3 separate regions of the Homo sapiens genome follow, and regions 2 and 3 are each linked to region 1. Evidence: chromatin contacts called from ENCODE Hi-C or POLR2A ChIA-PET data. All regions are on one chromosome and are shown on one strand. The core of a region is the stretch at or near the end of the contact, and the rest is flanking DNA. Distances in the headings are between cores, read along the strand shown.

The links. Hi-C counts contacts between places; a loop is a spot of excess contacts on that map. ChIA-PET counts read pairs that join two places held with the same protein, here RNA polymerase II (POLR2A). Pooled maps may share reads with other maps.
Region 2: a loop to region 1 is called in a map of gastrocnemius medialis, with 12 times the contacts of the local background. The contact joins the promoter of BACE2 here to the promoter of RSPH1-DT in region 1. A Hi-C loop is called at or near these places in 2 of 168 maps with a recorded cell type or tissue (ascending aorta and gastrocnemius medialis) and 4 of 50 pooled maps.
Region 3: a loop to region 1 is called in a pooled map, with 10 times the contacts of the local background. The contact joins the promoter of TRAPPC10 here to the promoter of RSPH1-DT in region 1. A Hi-C loop is called at or near these places in 2 of 50 pooled maps. POLR2A ChIA-PET finds 5 or more read pairs at or near these places in 2 of 52 experiments (OCI-LY7 and T-cell).

The regions. Positions count from the first base shown.
Region 1 is chr21:42,494,778-42,498,115 of GRCh38, forward strand. It overlaps RSPH1-DT (RSPH1 divergent transcript), which reads left to right and starts at 1,762. Exons shown (of 3, transcript NR_135518.1): 1 at 1,762-1,888; 2 at 2,046-2,156; 3 at 2,456-2,666. It overlaps RSPH1 (radial spoke head component 1), which reads right to left and starts at 1,447. Exons shown (of 9, transcript NM_080860.4): 1 at 1,356-1,447. The coding sequence starts at 1,409. RefSeq lists silencers at 1,404-1,523, 1,554-1,793.
Region 2 is chr21:41,166,383-41,169,554 of GRCh38, forward strand. BACE2 (beta-secretase 2) reads left to right here and starts at 1,778. Exons shown (of 9, transcript NM_012105.5): 1 at 1,778-2,193. The coding sequence starts at 1,882. It overlaps MIR3197 (microRNA 3197), which reads left to right and starts at 1,175; the gene lies at 1,175-1,247. RefSeq lists a silencer at 1,337-1,786.
Region 3 is chr21:44,010,527-44,013,853 of GRCh38, forward strand. It overlaps TRAPPC10 (trafficking protein particle complex subunit 10), which reads left to right and starts at 1,783. Exons shown (of 23, transcript NM_003274.5): 1 at 1,783-2,034. The coding sequence starts at 1,968. RefSeq lists silencers at 1,408-1,787, 1,938-2,607 and enhancers at 3,158-3,217, 3,238-3,287.

The sequences.
Region 1 (3,338 bases), core at 512-3,011:
CAACCTCTGCCTCCCGGGTTCAAGCCATTCTCCTGCCTCAGCCTCCCGAGTAGCTGGGATTACAGGTGCCCGCCACCATGCCCGGCTAATTTTTTGTATTTTAGTAGAGACAGGGTTTCACCGTGTTGCCCAGGCTGGTCTCAAACTCCTGAGCTCAGGCAATCTGCCCACCTCGGCCTCCCAAAGTGCTGGGATTACAGGTGTGAGCCACCGCGCCTGGCCTGATTTTTTTAAGTGCTCTCCTGGGAGAAAGTAGTAAAGAGGGCAGGGAAGTAGACATGAAAGGGCAGGCAGCTAAGGAAGGATGCCTTTGCAGGTGAAGTCCCAGACTTGGCCTAATCCAACAGGGACTCTGGGGGCATCAATCGCACTGCAGACTTTGTCCTGCTTCTTGCACTAGCTACTGGCTGTCTGGCCGGATGTGAATTTCAGGCACTTCTGGCTCTCCATACTGGGCAGGTAGTTCCAGCGCACAGAGGTGATAGCTTGAGTAGCAAATCAGGCGGAAGCTGGGAGATGAGTGCCCAGAGCTAGCAAAAAGGTCTGGGCAGGCACTGACAGCACCACTGCAGAGTCGCTAGATTTTTCAGTTAATTCTGAAAGTACCTCAACTCTGTACTGTGCATGCAGACCATAGTGGCTGAGGTTCCCTATCTGTCAGCCATGGAGAGGTCACTCTCTGGAGTAGGGAGGAACTACTCTCTGGGTGATAGAAATATTCCCACACAGAACCCAGCTCACAGGCTGGATGTGCCCTCTTTCTCCTCTCTGCTGCCTAACTCAGGAAATAACTCCAAAGACCTGGGTCAGTTCAGATGGGGACTGAAGAAAGCACATGTGAGGATACGCCTATAAGGTAATATCTTCAGGAACCCTCTCCTGAGCCCAGGGCCTCCTCAGCATTTCTTGGAGGCTGCCAGGAAGCAACTATCCTCCATGCATCTAAATGCCGGGGGAGCAAATCTCAGCTACAGAAATGACTTATTCAAGGGCAGTATGGCAGCGTGGGATGATCTGCTCATCCGAGAAAACTGCCTCGATGGGAATTAACACAGGGAGGAGGAAACTTCCAAAGCCTTCCGCTGGGAAATCTTTGCCTTTAATGGGAGGCAGGATGGGGGTGGGGGAAGAACGAGGCGGCATGTGGTAACCAGACGTCACAGCGTTTCACTTTTCACCATCAACTTCCAGGACGCACGCAGGTGTGTCTGGCGTGGCCTTCGTCCCTGCCGGGGATCCTGGGGAGCTGTGGCTCAGACCTCTGGTTTCTGCGCCTCCTCACTCTCCAAACCCAACCTCGAGGTTCCCCCGCCGCTGCGCACCCTGGGAAGCCCTTTCTCACCAGGAGCTCTCACCCCAATATCATTCTCTCCCTCCTCCTCCAACTCCTCCGAGCCCAGGTCCGACATGGTCTCGCCCCAGCCTGGATCACAGCCGCAGCGCCTCTAGCAGGTGGGTAGCAACCGCCTCCACCGCCGCGTCCCGCGTCGCCATGGAGACGCGGCCGGTCCCGCCTCCCTCCCAGCCCGGAAGATGGGGAGCGGGGACAGGCGACGCGGACGAAGCGGGAGGAGCCACTGGCAGCCTTTGCGTACTGTCATAGCAACGGGAAGGGCACCTCGACCAATCACCGCCCGGGAATACGGAGGGGCGGGGCGGAAGGGACGAGGTGGAGCCAGTGGCAGCACTCTGGTGCCGTCATAGCAACGAGGGGCCGCTTCGGCCAATCACTGCTCGGGAAGCGAGGGGGCGGGGACTGGGCAGGGCCTGAGCGGGTTCTGTGCCTGGCTGCCCACCGGCTCTCTGACCTGGACCTCGCCGTCGCTGGCCCCTGAAATCCATCACTTTTGTCGGCTGTTCTGTGACGCCACAACGAGGAGCCACCTGGGTACTGGGCCCTCAAGAGGAAGGACGCGGGAAACGCGTCCGGGCCAACTCTCGAGAGGGTTTCACCCCTGCCCAGTGCGGGCACTGCCCGCTCCCTTCCGCCCCCAGGCCTCGCAGGCCCCTCCGGGGATGCTGCCCACCCCCACTTACCTTTCTAGGCTCTGCTGACCCTTCGGGATTCGCGGCTAGCTGTGATGTGTCCGCCAAGATCTCTTCTCTTGTCTGTAAACAACTTCACTCTCAAGGAGGCAGCTCTGGCCTCTCAGCAGGTGCGGCCTACAGTGATGTCCGTCCGGGTTTTACATCCTTCCCCGACCTCGACATGAGTCCCAGCCCCCTCGGGCCTCTGACTCTCAGGTGTCCCCTACGATCGCCGTCCTCTCCTCTCGCTCCTGGCTCCCCTACACTGTCACACACCCACACAATCACAGACGCACACGCATGTACACGTGCAGGCTTGGAAATCTGCTTTACCTGACGCACTCCGCCTGCCGAAGGCCCCTCACATCTCCCATTTCCTCTGCCATCATCCCAGACTGCAAAGCTGTGTTATTTGTTGTTGCTGCAGGAGCTGGGGAGGAGTGACTGAATAACTATAGGATTTGGTCTTGATGGGAGAATCCCAGAAGCCAAATCCACGCGGTGAATAAGCTGCTGATCTTCCAGAGCACACATCCCCTAGAGATTCTTCCCAATGCTAATATGAAAGGTTACAACCATAACCCATCATCAGGCCCAAATATATTACTTACTGAATAAATACACAAGTTACAACAACACACGAGATTCCAAAATTATGTCGTTTTTTAGATGCAAAGATAAAAATGTTGTAAACACCAAAATTTAACAGCTTTTCTTATGGGGAAAAGTGGGGAGTTAGGGATAACAGATGATTATTATTTTCTTCTCTACATATTGGCAGTTACCCAGTTACTACAATTAAGCATGTCCTATTTTTATAATAAAATGCCAGAAGCATTTTAAATGTTAGAAATCTAGAATGGTAACATAAGTATATGCAAATAAATACTCGTTTTTTACATTTAAAATGTCAGAAATTTAGCTTTCAAATTTGTCCTAACAATGACAGTAACCAGTGTTTACTAAGTTCTGACACTGTGTGTGGGCACTGTTTTAAGAATTTTATGAGTTATCTTATTAAATCCTCACTATCATTCCTCCATTGAACATCTAAGGAAAGGGAGTTATAGGGGGTTATAAACTAAAAATAACCTCCTAAGCCCCACCACAGCCAACTGAATGGACCCCTCTTGGCCAAGAGGGCCCCAGAAACCTTAAAAACTGCGTTCTCAGCCATGATGGGAAGGGAGGTCGAACATGCCTCACTAATACCCTTGTGCAGTTTAGACACAACAACTAACAAGCATTAATGTTAAAATAGAGATCATAAGACTGACAGAATGGACGCTGTGGCAGTAAGATACCAACTT
Region 2 (3,172 bases), core at 528-3,027, 1.3 Mb before region 1:
CCTCAAGACTGGACACCAAGGAGTATAAATAATCATTTTAAAAAAAATCACATTCCCTCCACAACCTTGAATCTGAAACGTGAATATATGAATAGAAGGGCTCTGGAATAACTATGCAGATTTATGGAGAATATCAACTTAAGTTATATCACGGGATCCAGCTATGCCTTTCTTCATGGAGTTGGGGATTTGTTAAAGTTGAGATATAGTTTGGGGGAAGTGTGATTTATGGTTAAAGTCATCTGAAAATCAATACATTTGAAGATCTCTGACATAAAGGTCCCTTGCAGAGCTAGACGTGATTCTAAAATTGGGAACACAGGAATAAAAATCAAATCTTGAGTAGAAGTAGCTGAAAATTGCAGTGATTCGGGGAAGCTTGGCTTCTAACTCCCCACTGTTTGAAGATGGGCTTGTTTGTTTTTTAAAACAGCCAACATAATTCAGCTGGAGGAGGTACAAAGAATTTTCTATTCCTTGTTTCTGTAGAAATCGATGGACTTTAGCTTGTCTAATTGTCCCCCCTGCCTTTAGTATCTAAAATAAAATAACCCTCGTTGCTTGCATTACTCAACGCATTTCTGCGTCTTGGCGTCTATGGCTAAACGAGTATTAATTAGACAGTCCGCAGAGAGCTGGCTGGGGATAGAAGGGGAGGTGGGGGAGAAGGGCAGGGATCACAGCAGGGTGGACTCGTGGCCCTGATTTGGGATCCTGACAGCAACTTACTAGGTGGCCTGAGGGCTGGGTGCCAGGGGAGGCAGCGGGTTCCAGTAGCATCTGACCTGCATTAGGGACAGGGGCGCGGCGGAGGGGGCGAAGGGGGCGGGGGTGGGGGGAAGGTGGCTGGGGTGAAGCCCAGCTTCGCAGCTAGCTGTGGGCAACAGAGGGAGTAAGGGGGGGCAATGAGGCTGGGGCCAGGCGCCAGCAGCAGCCACGCCCCCCACCTCCCCCGATTTTTAGGGAAAATTCTCCAAAGCTCTCGCATCCTCCTCTGCCTCCTTCCACCCTCCACCCTCCCAGCCTCCACTGAGACCTCTTTAAAACCACCCAGGGGCCGCCGGGGGATGAGGCCGGGGAACGGGCTGGACTGAGGGCGGGGGCTCGGGGGCAGCGGACGGGAAACGCCTCGAAAGCAGCCAGACCCGGCGACTGAAATGAGGCGGAGGAGCTTGGCGAGGGGAGGCGCAGGCTCGGAAAGGCGCGCGAGGCTCCAGGCTCCTTCCCGATCCACCGCTCTCCTCGCTGACCTCCGAGTCACCCCCGGAAGCTCCCGCCACTGCCGGGCGAATAGACCCCCGCGGACCCCCAAGCGCGCGGGGCCGGGGCCCTAGTTCAGGCCCTCGCTGCCCCTTTAAGGGTTCTCGAAACTTTCCCCCCGGTATCAGATGAGCCTCGTCACATCCGTTGGCCGTGGCCGCTGGGGCGCTTTCCGAGGAAATTCGGGACTCGAGTTTCCCGGGGAAGAGGCGCGGCCTGAGCCCGGCGAGGGTGGGGAGGGCAGGCGCAGGTGGACCCCGGCGCCCCCCGAGCCCCGCTGTGACCTTGGCCGCGGGGGAGGGGCTGGGCCGCTGCGGGGCAGTCGCGGCCGCCAGAGGGGGCAGCGGAGAAGAACTTGCCCAACTTGGCGGCGCGGGCTGGGGCGGCTCTGCGCCTCCGCGCCCGCCTCCCCGGCCTCCGCCTTCTCCCCTCCCGCGAGCCTCCTCCCCTCCCGCGAGCCTCCTCCCCTGGGCCCTCCTCCCGTCCTCCCCGCCGCCGCCGGTCCCGGTGCGCGCCCATCCCTGCCCGCAGCCCCGCGCGCCGGCCGAGTCGCTGAGCCGCGGCTGCCGGACGGGACGGGACCGGCTAGGCTGGGCGCGCCCCCCGGGCCCCGCCGTGGGCATGGGCGCACTGGCCCGGGCGCTGCTGCTGCCTCTGCTGGCCCAGTGGCTCCTGCGCGCCGCCCCGGAGCTGGCCCCCGCGCCCTTCACGCTGCCCCTCCGGGTGGCCGCGGCCACGAACCGCGTAGTTGCGCCCACCCCGGGACCCGGGACCCCTGCCGAGCGCCACGCCGACGGCTTGGCGCTCGCCCTGGAGCCTGCCCTGGCGTCCCCCGCGGGCGCCGCCAACTTCTTGGCCATGGTAGACAACCTGCAGGGGGACTCTGGCCGCGGCTACTACCTGGAGATGCTGATCGGGACCCCCCCGCAGAAGGTAGGGACCCCCGGCTGCTGCCGCGGGCTTTTCGGGCTCGTTGGAGGGAGGGGGCTGTCCAGAGACGCCTCCACGCGGCTTAGCGTCGCCCCCAAAGCAGCAGCTGTCCCCGCACAGAAGAGCGGGGAACGCAGAGGGGCTCGGGTGGGCCGGGGAGCGGGGGCGCTCGCTCTTGAGTCGCGGAGGACGGCAGCCCCCGCCCGGGGCGCACTGAGGGGTGTGCGCGAGTGTTTCAGAACTTGTGAGCTCCCCCTCCGCGGGGCTGGGCGGGAGAGGAGACCTGGAACTTGCCGCCTCCAATAACGTGATTTCCTTCTTGCGGGCGACACCTACTTCCAGCGGGAGACGGAGCGGTGGGCCTTGGGCGACGGGCTATTATGGGGAAAATCACCTCGTGTTCATACCCTCCCTCCCCCCCGCCCCCCCCCCACCCCACCACCATGCTGTCTCATTGCTAAAGAGGCTCGTGGCCGGCTTCCAAAGGCGCAGTACCCTTTAAAAAGGATTTATGCATGAGCTCAGCTAAAAGCAACCCGGTTAAGAAGTGGCTCGCTTGCTGCTCTGAGGAAGGAGCAGCGTCTCCCCTGCGCCCGCTTTCCTTTCTCGGAGTTGGTTTGTCAGCTGTGTCCTCGCTCATCCGGCGGCCCTGCCCCTCTGCACGGAGCGATGCATCTACACGCGGGTGTGCAGAGTGTGAAAAGCATTCCAGCTACCGGGAAAAAAACAGGGGCTGAGTGAGGTGTCCGGGGACCAAGTGGTATCCCGATTACAACACAAAAATAAAATCAAACAGCTTTCCTTTTCTCTTACTCTGATGTTCATTTACTAACACTTTTTGTAGCAAGAAACAAATGTTCCCAAGCACAGTGATCTGAAAAAAAAAAAAAAAAAATCCCAATTGATCTGCCCCCTCCTACTTTCAAACTGTCTAATCCAAGTGGGATTTGAAGTCCTTTGCTCAATTGAATGCACTATTTGA
Region 3 (3,327 bases), core at 533-3,032, 1.5 Mb after region 1:
CTTCCTCATTGTGGCTGCTCTGTAAATCAGGGCTCCCCGACCGCCAGGGCCACAGACACATACCGGTCAGGCCACACAGCAGGAGGTGAGCTTCAGGCCAGGGAGCAAAGCTTCATCTGTATTTACAGCTGCTCCCCATCGCTGGCATTACCGCCTGAGCTCCGCCTCCTGTCAGGTCAGCAGCAGCGCTGGATTCTCCTAGGAGGGTGAACCCTGTTGTGAACTGCACATTGGAGGGGTCTAGGTTGCGTGCTCCTTATGAGAATCTCATCCCTAATGATGTGTCCCTGGCTTCCATCATCCCTAGATGTGACCGTCCAGTTGCAGGAAAACAAGCTCAGGGCTCCCACTGATTCCACATTATGGGAAGTTGTATTTTATTACATATTACAACATAAAAATAATAAAGTGCACAATAAATGAAATGTGTTTGAATCGTCCTGAAACCACCCCAACTTTGTCTGTGGAAAAACTGCATTCTATGAAACTGGTCCCTGGTGCCAAAAAGGTTGGGGACTGCTGCTGTTAATGACTAAGAAAGACCAGGTCTCCCCCTTCCCATTTGGTGATTTTTGTTACAGATTAGCTGTCTCCATTGTCCTGTACCTGACTTAGACCAGACAGCACAGAGACCCCAGGACTGTTTCATCTTCAGTGGGTCCCCAAAGAAAAAGACCACCTCGACTAAACAGACTGTTGTAACTATGCATTAGGCCTTATACAGAAAAGACGCTGAAATTCGGTTAGGCTTCCCGAGACGCTGGCTATAGAAACGACCCCAAATTTCTACGTTTGAGAACACTGACTTCCATTCTTTATAATGTTTCCTGGGCGCCTCAAGCTTCGCATTTGACTAAACTCTAGATTCTGACCCTTTTGATTATTTTTGGTTGACAGTTTTTGTCATTTTATGGCTGGGAGTGATGGCTCACACCTGTAATCTCAACACTTTGGGAGGCCAAGGCTGGAGGATCACTTGAGCCCAGGAGTTTGAAACCAGCCTGGAAAACATAGTGAGATCCCGACAAAAGAAAAGAAAAGAAAAAAATTAGCTGGGCGTGGTGGCTGCCCCCGTGGTCCCAGTTACTGGCGGAGGGGGTGGGGCGGGGGGAAACAAGGCGGGAGGATCGCTTGAGCCTGGAAGGTGGAGGCTGCAGTGAGCCGTGTCCCGCCACTGCACTCCAGCCTGAGCCAACTGAGGAAGACCCTGCTCCAAAGAAAAAAAGAAAAAGAAACACCCGCGCCCCGCCCCCCCCGTTTACGTGCACAAGAAGCCCATATGCAGTTAAGTGTGAGGTTTATTTTGTGGCATTCCGAAATGCCGAGGGCCAGGTCCCCACAAAAACATTTGCGGCGTGAGGGAAACGGGAAGAGCCCAGCGGTAGGCGGAAGGCACGCGCCGGGGACACTCAGCGGCGAGGGCCTGCGGGAGCCCCCAGCGCGATAAGGAGCCCGGCCGGGGAGCAGCGGCCCGCCGCGGGACGCCCGAGCTGCGGGGAACGCGAGGGCAGCGAGGCCGGCGTCTCTGGTCCGGGAGCGTCCAGGCTCGCTCACCGCGCGCGAGGCCCGCCTGCCGAGTCCTGGCCTCAGCTCCGGCGCAGGGCCCAGCGGGGCGCCCACTGCCGAGGGAGGAAGATGGACGTGTCCCGGGAGCCCCGCTCCGCCTCCCACTTCCCACCTCCCGGTCCCGCGCGGCCGGCCCGGGCGCACTTCCGTCGGAGGCGAAGCGCGGCGAAGACCCGCCCCGTGAAGCCTCGCGCGCCCCGGAAATGGTCATGCGGCGGCGCCGAGGCCGGAAGTGGCTGAGGCCGGCAGCAGCGGGCGGCAGCTGCGGCGCAACCGGCTCCGGAGCTGCCTGGCGCGGCCGGGCGGGCGGCGCCGCTCAGGCTCGGGCTCCGGCTGGGCCCGGCGCGGCCTCGGGGCTGCCCATGGGGCGCGGGGGGCCGGGCCGGTGACGCCGGACGCCCATGGACGCCTCTGAGGAGCCGCTGCCGCCGGTGATCTACACCATGGAGAACAAGCCCATCGTCACCTGTGAGTGCCCGGAGGCGGGGAGGGCGCGGCGGTCGTTGGGCGGGCCCGGGCCCTGGCGTTATGCACCCGGCGCCCCCAGACCTTCAGCCCCCGGCGCGCTCCGGGCTGGGCCGCTTCCTGGAGGTGTGACCAGGGCTGCGGCTGAGGCGGGGCCCTCTGACTTTTCGGGGACGCCCTCTGACCTTCCCGCCGGGCGACCTCTGACCCCTGGGGGGCGCCCTCGGGCCGGCTGCAGTTGGAGCCGGTGGAACCCGGCGGACTCTGCCCGGGACTGGGCGCGCGCCGGCGTCGAGGGCGAGGAGCGGGGGCTGCCACCGCCCCGTCCCGCCCCCGTTGAGCCGCGCGCCCGGGACCTGGGGGCCCCGGCCTCTTCCGCCGGGCGGTTTTGCCCGCGGGCGCCCTTTCCCCGACTACGGGGAAGTCCTTGGGGGCTCGCAGAGTTGCAGGCGTTGGCGAAGTAGGAACAGTTTGTTGCGGGGTGAAGCGTCAGGCAGAGCCGCCGGGACTGCTTTCGCTCCTACACACTTCCCCGCCGCGCACTCAAACCATTTTACGGATGAGAAAGCCGAGGCTCGGGCGCTTAGGCGAGCTTGCTCCCCATGAACAGCCTCCCGCTCGAGTCTACACTACGGACACCTGGTGCCTCTTGGGTGTCGTGTCCTCCCCGCACCCCTCCTTTAATGCATACACAAAGGAACTGTTTTTCTGTTACGGGAAAAATGTTCCCTAAATTTTAGAAGTGTGACTCTCCAGAGTTAAATACGGTTAAGAACAGTGAGCTTATGGGAAGTATTGAAATGTTTGTTGGTTGGCTTTTAGGTGACTTGCAGAGAGGTGTTTCAGACTGTTACGATTTTTGACCTTTGACAGTATTCTGTATTTTCATGCATGTATGCAGTTAGTTTTTTTCTAGTTGTCTTTCGTGCTTGGAAAGGAAGCACTCTCTGTTGCAAAATCTGGGTGCCCAGGCCACAGTAGACTGTATGTCGTGAGAACTCCTGTTTCCCTCTCACTCTGTCAGCGGGTGTGCACCTGCTGTGTTCCTTCCTGTTAGATCCCTGAGAAACTGTATATTGAAGGTTGAATTTTGTTGCTTCAGCTTTAGGTGATAGACTTATTTCTTTCCTTCCTTTTGCTTTATTTTGTCTCTTCTCCTCTCCTCCTCTCTCTTTTTTTTCTACAGAGACCTAGACGAGATGATAGACTTTTCTTAGGGAAGTGGACTGTGTCTCATTTAAAATTGGAGACTTGCATAGTTCAGCAGTAGCTGTCTTTTTTCCTCCCCAGAATATT